Linked DNA regions of Homo sapiens: region 1 is linked to region 2. The links are chromatin contacts, found by Hi-C in ENCODE. All regions are on one chromosome and are shown on one strand. Each heading gives the region's core, a stretch centred on a gene start or an enhancer-like site at or near the end of the contact. The rest is flanking DNA. Distances are from core to core; before and after follow the strand shown.

Region 1 (4,612 bases), core at 1,542-4,041, 36 kb after region 2:
AGCACCCTGAGCCCAACCCAGGCTTTAGGCTGAGTTGGAAGCCTGGGCAAGGAGAGAAGGGAACTGCCCCATCTCCGGTGCTAGGAGCCTTGGAGAATGCTCGTATATACACAGCCTGCACGCACACCAGCCTCCATGCCTCCCTGGGCACTGAGGGTGGGGCTGGGCTGGGCACAATCACTTCTTGTCCCCCTTAAGGTCCTCTAAGGCTGCCCTCTGCTCCTGCCCTTCTCTCAGTCATTGATCACTTGGACAGATATTTGGTGGGAGGATGAGAGAGTCCTGGATGCAGAAATTCTCTTGGTTCCTTCAGTAACTCCATGATCAGCAGCAAGCTGAGACAGCCAAGTGGGAGGGTGTCCCTGGTGAAACTCCAACCAGCCTGTCCACTGAGGTGAGCCTTGGGAAGTTTATGGGATGTTTGCAACAGGGAGGAGCCTGGCCCCTCCTCTTCCTGTGTGGTACCTGGAATTCAAACAACCGATGGGAAGTGCTCCAGCAGGGGACTCTGGCCTTGCCGAGGATCGCTATTTCCTCTTTTCTGTTCCCCTTTTCATCCAATAAGACCCTGCTTTACTCACCCTTTAAACCATCTGCAAGCCTAAATTTTTGTGTCCGTGGGACGGACAAGAACTCTGTCTTTAGCTAACTAAGGAAAAGTCCTGCAACAAAGCTATTTACTTTTTCTGCACCATAGTGTGTAGGATCCATGCCCTGATTAATGCACAGGGTTACCTTAAGAATCAAAAGAGAGCATGGGTATGAAAATTGTTTATAGGCTTGAAATATCCTTACACGTGTTTATAGGTTTAGGGCTATCCCATCATAGTCCCTACACATAGGCCTGGGCCAGAGAACTAGAAGTTGTTTAACTTGGTTCTTAGATCCAACTCATGCCTCATTAAATACCAATCAAGGTAGTATGGAATAAAAAATTTCATGCTAAATTCAATATGAGTTGAAAGATAAATATTGACTGGATATCCAGACAAAGCCAAGTTCCCACCTCCCCTAGACACTGATGCTGAAATCAGCCATCTCAGGTTTATAAAGATCCTCAGCAGCCTCTCCACAGAGCTGAGACCCCTGTAAGCAGCTGTAGAGGTGGGCTCTGGATTTTAGAAATGAGACTAGGATTTGTTTACGGGTACAGACATCTGAGTGGTCCTTCAGTCTCTGGCCCCACTCATTCTGCAAGGCAGCAGCAGCATCCCCAGCATGACTTAGAGTTTTCCTTTCTGTGAGAACATTCCTGGAGTCCTTCCATCCCTGTGACTCTTTGGTCCCTCAAGTTGGATGGGGACATCTTCTCTTAGGGGATGATTTTCATAACATTGTCACTTGCTGGTGGGCCCAGTAACACCTTTGTAGTCAGTGCTGATCATTATGTACTCATTTGAGATTTGCTGCGGCAACATTGTTTGTAATGTATTTGGGTGAGGAAGGGTGTTAAAGAGGCTGTCACAAAGTCTCCCTCTGGTAAAACGCAGGCAGTTTGAACATGCAAACTTCCCCTCATGGCAGCTTTCCCCTTTCCATTCAGTGCTTCTTCAGAGGCCCACTTTTTCCAGACACGGCGCTGTGATGACTGGTAGGAGCCACGAGGATGGCTGCGTGGGGAGCCTTGGTCCTGTCACTTCCTCTCTGCATCTGTGGACAAGTTGTTCCCCTCTAGGTGACTCAGATTCAACATCTTGCAAATGTCATTCTCAGAGACCTGAGATGATGATTCACTGAGATAAAGGACGTGAAAGTGCTTGCAGGATGTTAATTGGCTATAATCATTGTTAGCATTGCTGCTGGCACTCATGGACTTCCTGCAGCAGGCCTTGTTCTAAGCACTCTACATATGCTAAGGTACACAGTCCTCGTGACAACTCTTCTACATGGGCCATCATTTGTCCCCATGACATGGATGAGGAACCAGCTCTAATGAACCAGCACGGTTGCCCTTGGCCAACAGATATGGGATGTGCTGTGGGCCTCCTAGGTGGGAATACCCCATAAGGCTCAAAGAGCAGGTCGTATTTGAGAGGAGTATTGAAAGGTGAAAGGAATGTCATGTACTTAAAACCAATGGAAGCTGCCTCATATTCCAAGGGATGATATGGACATGTAGGGAGTGCCTGAGTTGGAGCACGAGATGAGCATATGTTGAGGCAGGGAAGAAGAATGTTGCTGAGGCCAGAAAGGCATTTTGTGCCGTTATGCAGGCACTTTTCTGCTTTGTTGCCAATATCACCCAGTGTTACAGAAAGGACCAAAAGCAGCATTCTCATACTGTCTAATTTTGCTCAGAAAGAGTGGCAGAAAATTTGTATCGCATCCAAACTGGTCTGTTTTTGGCAGCTGCGGGTCCCACATCCAGGAGGAGAGTTAGCAATTCTCTCATCAAGAAAATCTCCCCAGGGACCTGGAAGCAGCTTTGCCCAGTTCTCTGGCAGGGATACCAGAAGCCATTGCTGCCAGAAAGGTCGTGGTCTCTCTAAGGCATGGCTCTCCATGGCCGAGACCCATGATGATGAGGTACTCCTGCTCTGGAAGGGTCTTCCTCACACCTGCAGCTCATGAGAACCCTCCAAAACTGCTTCTAAAGGATGTTGGTGACATCAGGTGGTTAGGCCCATGACCTGACTCCCTGAGAAGGTGGTGAAAAGGGCGGTTGTCTAAACCACTTTCCTATTTAGATCCAAACTATGTGGACTGTCCTTCAATGAAAAAGAGGCTATCCATACTCCAAGCTCTTGCCAGAGAGCTCAGCCTGGAGCCAACTGCTGGCAGGAAGCCCAGCTGAGACAGTGGAGAACAATGGCTGCGCTTCTGCACCACTGCACACTGAAAGGCTGTTTCCACACACGGCATCTCAGGGCCATCTCTCCAGCCACCCCTCTAAGTGGTTCTTAGTTTTCAGTTCATAGATGCCTAGCGGGTTAATAGATTAATAAATGAGATTTAGGGATCCATGAACCCCTCTATAGCTGTATGCAAAATGTTGAGAGCAGGTATGTTTTTCTTAGGAGAGAGGCTTTAGTTATTGGTTTTTATTTATTTATTTATTCATTTTTAAATCAGATTCTCTAAAGAGGTCTCTGACTCTAAAATGGGTTAAGAACCTCCACTCTAAGGATGGATGAGTTTGGTCCTTATATTATGAAAGTGACCAAAGAAGCCACCCGTCCTGACCTTATTTATTTAGGTCCTGCTCTGAGATGTTTGTTAATATTATGGTCCAGCTGTTACCCAAAGTCAGATGAAGAAATTTCTGGATCTTCTAGTTAACTCCTATTGAAGACATGATCCATTAGATCCATTAGAGTATTTGGCACCAACCTGGGACCCAAGTGATACATTCTTTTTATAAATTGGCACTAGGAAAAACTTTGTACCTTTTGATGATGGGATGTATGTCTTTCTTTTTATCAACTGTTGAGAACTGTACGACTCAAGATGTTTGCCTCCTTTCTCTGGCTGCTGGGCTGCTGTGAAGTTCTGAGTTATATTTGATGTTCACTTAGTCAATGGTTACATTTGATGTGCATTTATTCAGGATTTTTGCTGATCTCCTGTGTTCTAACATCAGATAAGCACAGGGGAGAGAGGATTGAACAAAATAGAGGTGGTCCCTGCTGTAACACATGATGTTTAGCCCCCGGTTTTTGTGCATGTAGTTTTCTATTCCACTGCAGATTGTGAATAGTGGTGATCACCAACACCCAGTGTCCACTGTGTCCAGGCATGATCTAACTGTTTACATATATGAATTAATCTAGTGTCCCTGAGACACAATGACCTTAAGAGGTAAGTACTATTATGACCATAGTCTAAATATGAAGAAACCGAGGAAGAAAAAAGTTAAGCTTCTAAAGTTCACAGTGCTAGCAAGTGGCAAAGTCAACATTCAAAGCCCTTGGCCCCAGGCTCTGCACTTAGATGTGGAACTCACACTTCCATCCTCACCTTGCCAGCTGCTTTGTTGGGGCAATATTGTGTGTTTGTATGATGTAATTCACTCTATGGAGCATTTTACCCCCACTGCTGACTATAGTCCCTGATTTGCCTTTGTTTGGTAAATATTGCTCTTCCCATTGCTGAGATAGCAATGTCGACGTTCAGAAAGGTGAAGCAATTCTGTGCCTTTAAGGCCAACCTAGCCCCCAAAAATCAAGCGATCTGAGCCCAAGCCCAGAAGGCCTTCTTCCCACTAGTCTCACTCCTTTTCTCCTAATGCACATTTATGTGTCATTATAAGTGGCCCCAGTCCTGTGCAGGGATGCAAAAAGAAACAATACTTGGTGAATTTCATTTGAATACTAAGTGGAGAAGTGTCCAGTGGCCTTTGTTGGTTTTGTGACTTTGAAGATCCTCCAGTGCTGGTTAAATGTAAGATTACACCTGGTTAACACCAAGAGGAACCTGGAAGATCATTGATCTAGAAACTTCTGAAAGTTTTTTGGGAGGATAAAGTCTCCTCAGAGAATCTTATGCAAGTTATGGACACTCTTTTTCCAACCCAGTTCCCTGATCCTCATTCTTGTTTTGACAATTTTAATGATACTGTGACATTTCAGGATAAATTGTCATTGTTTTCAGAAAGAGCTTTCAGAAAGGCTCA
Region 2 (4,608 bases), core at 1,157-3,656:
CGGTTCCTCCAGTGGGAATTCCAGGGGCCGAATTTATTATAAAATGCATGTAGAGAGGCCCAGCTTGACCCACAGTGAGAAGTTCAGCTGCTTTTTCCATCCAAACAGCATGTGCAGTAGAATGGCCCTTCCCCTCCCTGATGGCTGCTCGACTGTGCAGCAAGTCTGTCAAAAGATCTCTGCACACACTAGGTGCTCTGTGTTGTGCTGGCTGAGTTGAATCTGGCTACAGCTGCAGCTCTGGGGACCCTGGGCTTTGCAGTCATGTTCAGAACTCCCTCAGACCCATGTGCCCACTTCCTCAGACCAGCTCATATTTACCCTCTGAGGTGGTCACTGACACAGCCACTGACTGCCCTTCTGAGCAGGGGCTCCCTGCAGATCCTCAGCATGCTGGGTGGGCATGAGCAGGCTGCTCTGAAAAGCTTGGCTTCCCTTTCTGAGGATTTTATCAGTATATAAAAATAAACAGAGTTGGCTGACTCCTTGATGTCTCAGGGTTGCATTTTAATTGCTGCTGCTTCCGAGAAGACAGGCCAGCTCCACTTCCTGGTAGACGCCCGCACTCACAGGAACAGAGCTGAACTCTGGGTGTTGGGGCCAGAGCATCCCAGAGTGTGACTGACTGGTTTGCAATTAGCACTTCATTAGAGGGACACCTCTGGTTCACAGGACCAAGACTGGCTCACAGAGCCTGCATAGGGATGAACATCTCCCGCCTGCCCACAGAGTGATCTTTCTAGAACCCGCCTCTAGCCACACTACTTCTTGTTTAAAGTTCTTCTTACCCCTCCCTGCCTTAAGGACCAAGTTCAAACTCTCAGCCCGGCTTACAGGGACTGCCACAATCTGGCCTCTGCCTGCTCCTCAGCTTCATCCACGCCCTCACCCCAACTCCCTGGCCCTGCTTCCTTTATTTTCTACTGCAGTCAGATTCAACTACTCGTAGCTGGTAGATGATCGATGCTGTTTTTCACCTCATCTCTGCCTTGAATGCCCTTCCCTTCCCAAATAACATCTATTCCTGCTTCAGAATTAATCTTCCCCCTCCTGTCTGTTATCTGGGAAGCTGTCCATTAGCCACCCTGAGCTGAATTATAGTCTCCTTTTCTTGCTTCCACAGCAGTGAGATGGTGGTGCTGAGCCCTGAACGCTGTCTGCTTCCTAGAAGTCCCTGGCAGCGTCCCCACCCCCACGGAACCCCCTCACCCATGTTCAGGAAAGCTGCCTTGTGAAGCTGGTCATGTGGGATGTCACCTCAGGAGGGAGGAGTGGCCTGCCCAGCACAGCCCGCAGCAGCTCAGGCAAACACAGTGCACCTCACTTGTCTGCATCACCATGGCCCCTAGGAGTGAGCACGAGCTTCCACAACCTTTGCTGACAAACAGGGGTTCCGCCCAACACAGCCATGATGCCTCAACATCCGGAGAGACCCTGCCTTGTATCAGCACAAGACTCCTGGGTTTAATGATGCTTGACCCTAGCTTCTTTCAAGACTTTGGTCTTCATTTGTGCATCTGCAGGGAGCAGGGAGCATGGAGGGAACAGCAAGGGCTGGGAGTGGGTACCAAGTCAAATTCCAGCACCACAACAGGGAGCCTCGTCTTCAGCCAGTTCATTCAACTCAGGGGGCTTCAGCGTCCTCACTGGTCCAGTACAGGCAACATTCCCCCTGGCCTGCTGTGGGGTAACAGGAAAAAACATGGGGTGCCGCCAATGACATTGGGAGATGTATCTGGGGGTGAGGTTCTGGAGAGCTTCAAGCCCTGGGGGATTTGGGTCTTGAAGGCACACTGTGGACCTGGAGCAGCACTAGCCCTGCATGGCACCAGGACCCTGCCCCTCACCATGAACCAGAACCCTCTCCCTGGGAGATGAGTTCTCACCAGCCAGGGCTGCGGGGTTGGGGGCAGAAAGCAGGAGCAGCCCCTAACAGCTCAGTAGACGACAGCTTCTGGGAGCCTTTTTCACCAGGATCTGAGGCCTGTTTACATGGGTCCCCCCTGTGGTCTCTGCTGCTTAATATGCCTTTTGAAAATGATGCTCAGTGGGATGGTGTGTGCACATTTGTAATTCCAAAGAGCCGGCTGGTTTTTCACAATCTGTGCCTGCTAATTTCTCAGTCACAGGAAGGGAAATAGCAAAAAGTCCCCAATACTCCTTGTTGAGTGGATTCCCTAATAGCATTACGTAGTGCTTCCTATTTACAAAGCACTTTTATTTCTCTCAATGAGAAAGGCAGACCTACTGCTATAAGCCCAGGGGGAACCCGGCATCCACAGAGGAGAAATGACTCGTCCAAGGTGGCACAGTGGCAGTGAGAAAGAAGGGCAGGCACAGCTGCACCCCGTTTCTCCTGCCAGCTAAGTGCATGCCCCTTCATAGCAACCTCTGGCATAGACAGAAGGAGAGATGAAGCAAGAAGTTCCCAGAATGAAGGCTGTTTCCCCTAAGAGGTGGGCGTCCTGCCACAAGAAATGGCTCATCGGGAAACACTGAGTGAAAACCCACATTCAGAGCAAGGCTTCCCAGTAACTGAGATCCAGCCTGAGGTTTCCAGGAGCTGAGCCTCAGATGGAATGAGGGCGGGCTCAGAGCTCAGCCAACCCTTTGAAACTGAGCCTGCGGGTGAAGTCAGGTCAATACATTCACAGGCGTTTCAGGCCCTATCGACGTCTGGGGTGGGAAACCCACCCGAAAGCTGTTGAAATACAGGGGCCAGCACTGGTTCTGCAGAACAGTGGCTCTTTGAGTGGAAGGTGTTCGAGAATTAAGTTTCCCCAGTGTTCCCAGGGCTCAGACTTTAAGCCAAGGGGGGCTGGGGCCCCCAGTGCCTGATGGAGCCGCTGATAGGTCCCTGCTGGCTAAAAGTGATGACATTGGCAAGAAACTGATCTTTCTGGGGAGCAGAAACTCAAGAGCACTCAAGTGAAGAACACAAGGCAAGTTGTGTTACCTGCCACAAAGCCCCAGCTTTCAGGACCAGGGGAGGGGTAGATGGGGACCACTTGGTATTGGGTATCAGGAGACCCAGACCAGACCCTGAAGGAGGAAACGGCTGAAGCGAGACCTCTTATCTTGTCTTGCCTCCTCCTTCGGCATATAATCGGAACGTGCTTAGGCCAGAGGCAAGAAAGCATGTAATCCACTACCTCCCTCTGTGTCATAGACAGGAAAATTGAGATCCTGTGGCATCAGGAGCCTTGTTCTTGGGTAACAGAGTGTCAGACATGGGACTAGGAAGCAGGCCTCCAGATTCCCCGTCCACTGCTGGTCTGGACTTGGAAAACAAACAAAACTCAAAGCCTCCAGCCCTTTGTCACCATGCAGCAGGCCACAGCCACAGCACACCTCCATCTGGCCTCCTCCATATATTTTTCGTGAGCCCACAGAGTGCTGTTCCCTGCTGTAAGCTGATGCTTGCACACAAATGTCTGGCCAAAGCAGTTTTTGTTTAAAAGCTAAGTCAGTTTGTACAAAAGCACACCCTGCCTGGCATGGCTCCCTTAGCACATTCCCACTGCTAGTCAATGCCTGGTTGAATTGTGAAGACCAAGGACATGCAATGTAGGTGTCACCTGTGCACTACTGGAGATAACCCCGGGGCGGGGCAGCTGCTGACCTGGGCTCCAGAATCTCAGGTGCAAAATGCAGCTTAGATCCAACAGGGCTGAGATAGACACAAAGAGATGCAACCCTGAAGCATGGTGGTATTTTAACAAACATGCTGTACACTGGATGGCTTATAAATAGCAGAAATGTATTTCTCACAGTCCTGGAGCTAGAAGTCTGAGATCAGCATGCTGCCATCATCAGATTATGGTGAGGGCCCTCTTCCTGGTTGCAGACAACCAACTTCTAGTCGTATCCTCACATGGGGTCCCTTTTATAAGGGCACTGATTTTATTCATGCAGGCTGCACCTTCATGACCAAATTACCGCCCAAAGGCCCTGCCTCCTAATCCCATTACACTGAGTGGTAAGGTTTCAACATATGAATTTTGGAAAGACACCAGCATTCAGTCCATAACAGGTGGTCCACAGGTAGGCTTGAGTGGGCTAAGGGTTGGCAGGAAGCTGCTGGAATTGCAGGGAAGACTTCACCCATATTCATGCCTGGGCATTTGTCTAGGAAGGGTGTCCCTGGCATTTGTCTAGGAAGGGTGCCGTCTCTGCATCCTCCTTAGGTGTCTCACAGTGACCTGGTCCCACATAGCCCAGTCTGAGCTCAAATATCCTCTTCTGACTTCAAAAACGTAAGTGTTAAGAGTTTCTGTCATGCCTAGGTGACCTTGGCTGCTAAAAACTCAGTATCATTGTTTTCTAGGAACTCTGTACTTTCCATAGGATGTCATTCTGTTTTGTGCTACAGCAATGGAGATGAAGAGCTGCAGTGGAAGCGTGAGGGCAGGGGTTACAGAAAAGAGGTATAAATTCTCTTGGCTTTTTTTTTTTTTTTTTAAAAGCTTTTCTTATTGAAGTGCAACCTGAAAAACAAGCCCCCATTGGAGAGTGCCATGACACTTCCTGTGTAACGCACTCAAACGTCCCTTGGCAACTGGGAGCTGGGGAACCTGATAAGGTACAAGCTACAGATATGCCTGGGAG

What was found. Hi-C counts contacts between places; a loop is a spot of excess contacts on that map. Pooled maps may share reads with other maps.
Region 1: a pooled map shows a loop between it and region 2 (2.2-fold over the local background). The contact joins two enhancer-like sites. A Hi-C loop is called at or near these places in 1 of 168 maps with a recorded cell type or tissue (Caco-2) and 4 of 50 pooled maps.

The regions. Positions count from the first base shown.
Region 1 is chr10:78,577,405-78,582,016 of GRCh38, forward strand. No RefSeq gene overlaps it. Among named protein-coding and RNA genes, the nearest start is that of LINC00595, 310 kb to the left of the region's middle. Within about 2 kb of position 2,792, at least 2 of the 41 ENCODE cell types and tissues checked have a DNase peak (open chromatin) inside an H3K27ac peak, as active enhancers do.
Region 2 is chr10:78,541,430-78,546,037 of GRCh38, forward strand. No RefSeq gene overlaps it. Among named protein-coding and RNA genes, the nearest start is that of LINC00595, 280 kb to the left of the region's middle. RefSeq lists an enhancer at 2,133-2,634 and a silencer at 4,389-4,589. Within about 2 kb of position 2,407, at least 15 of the 41 ENCODE cell types and tissues checked have a DNase peak (open chromatin) inside an H3K27ac peak, as active enhancers do.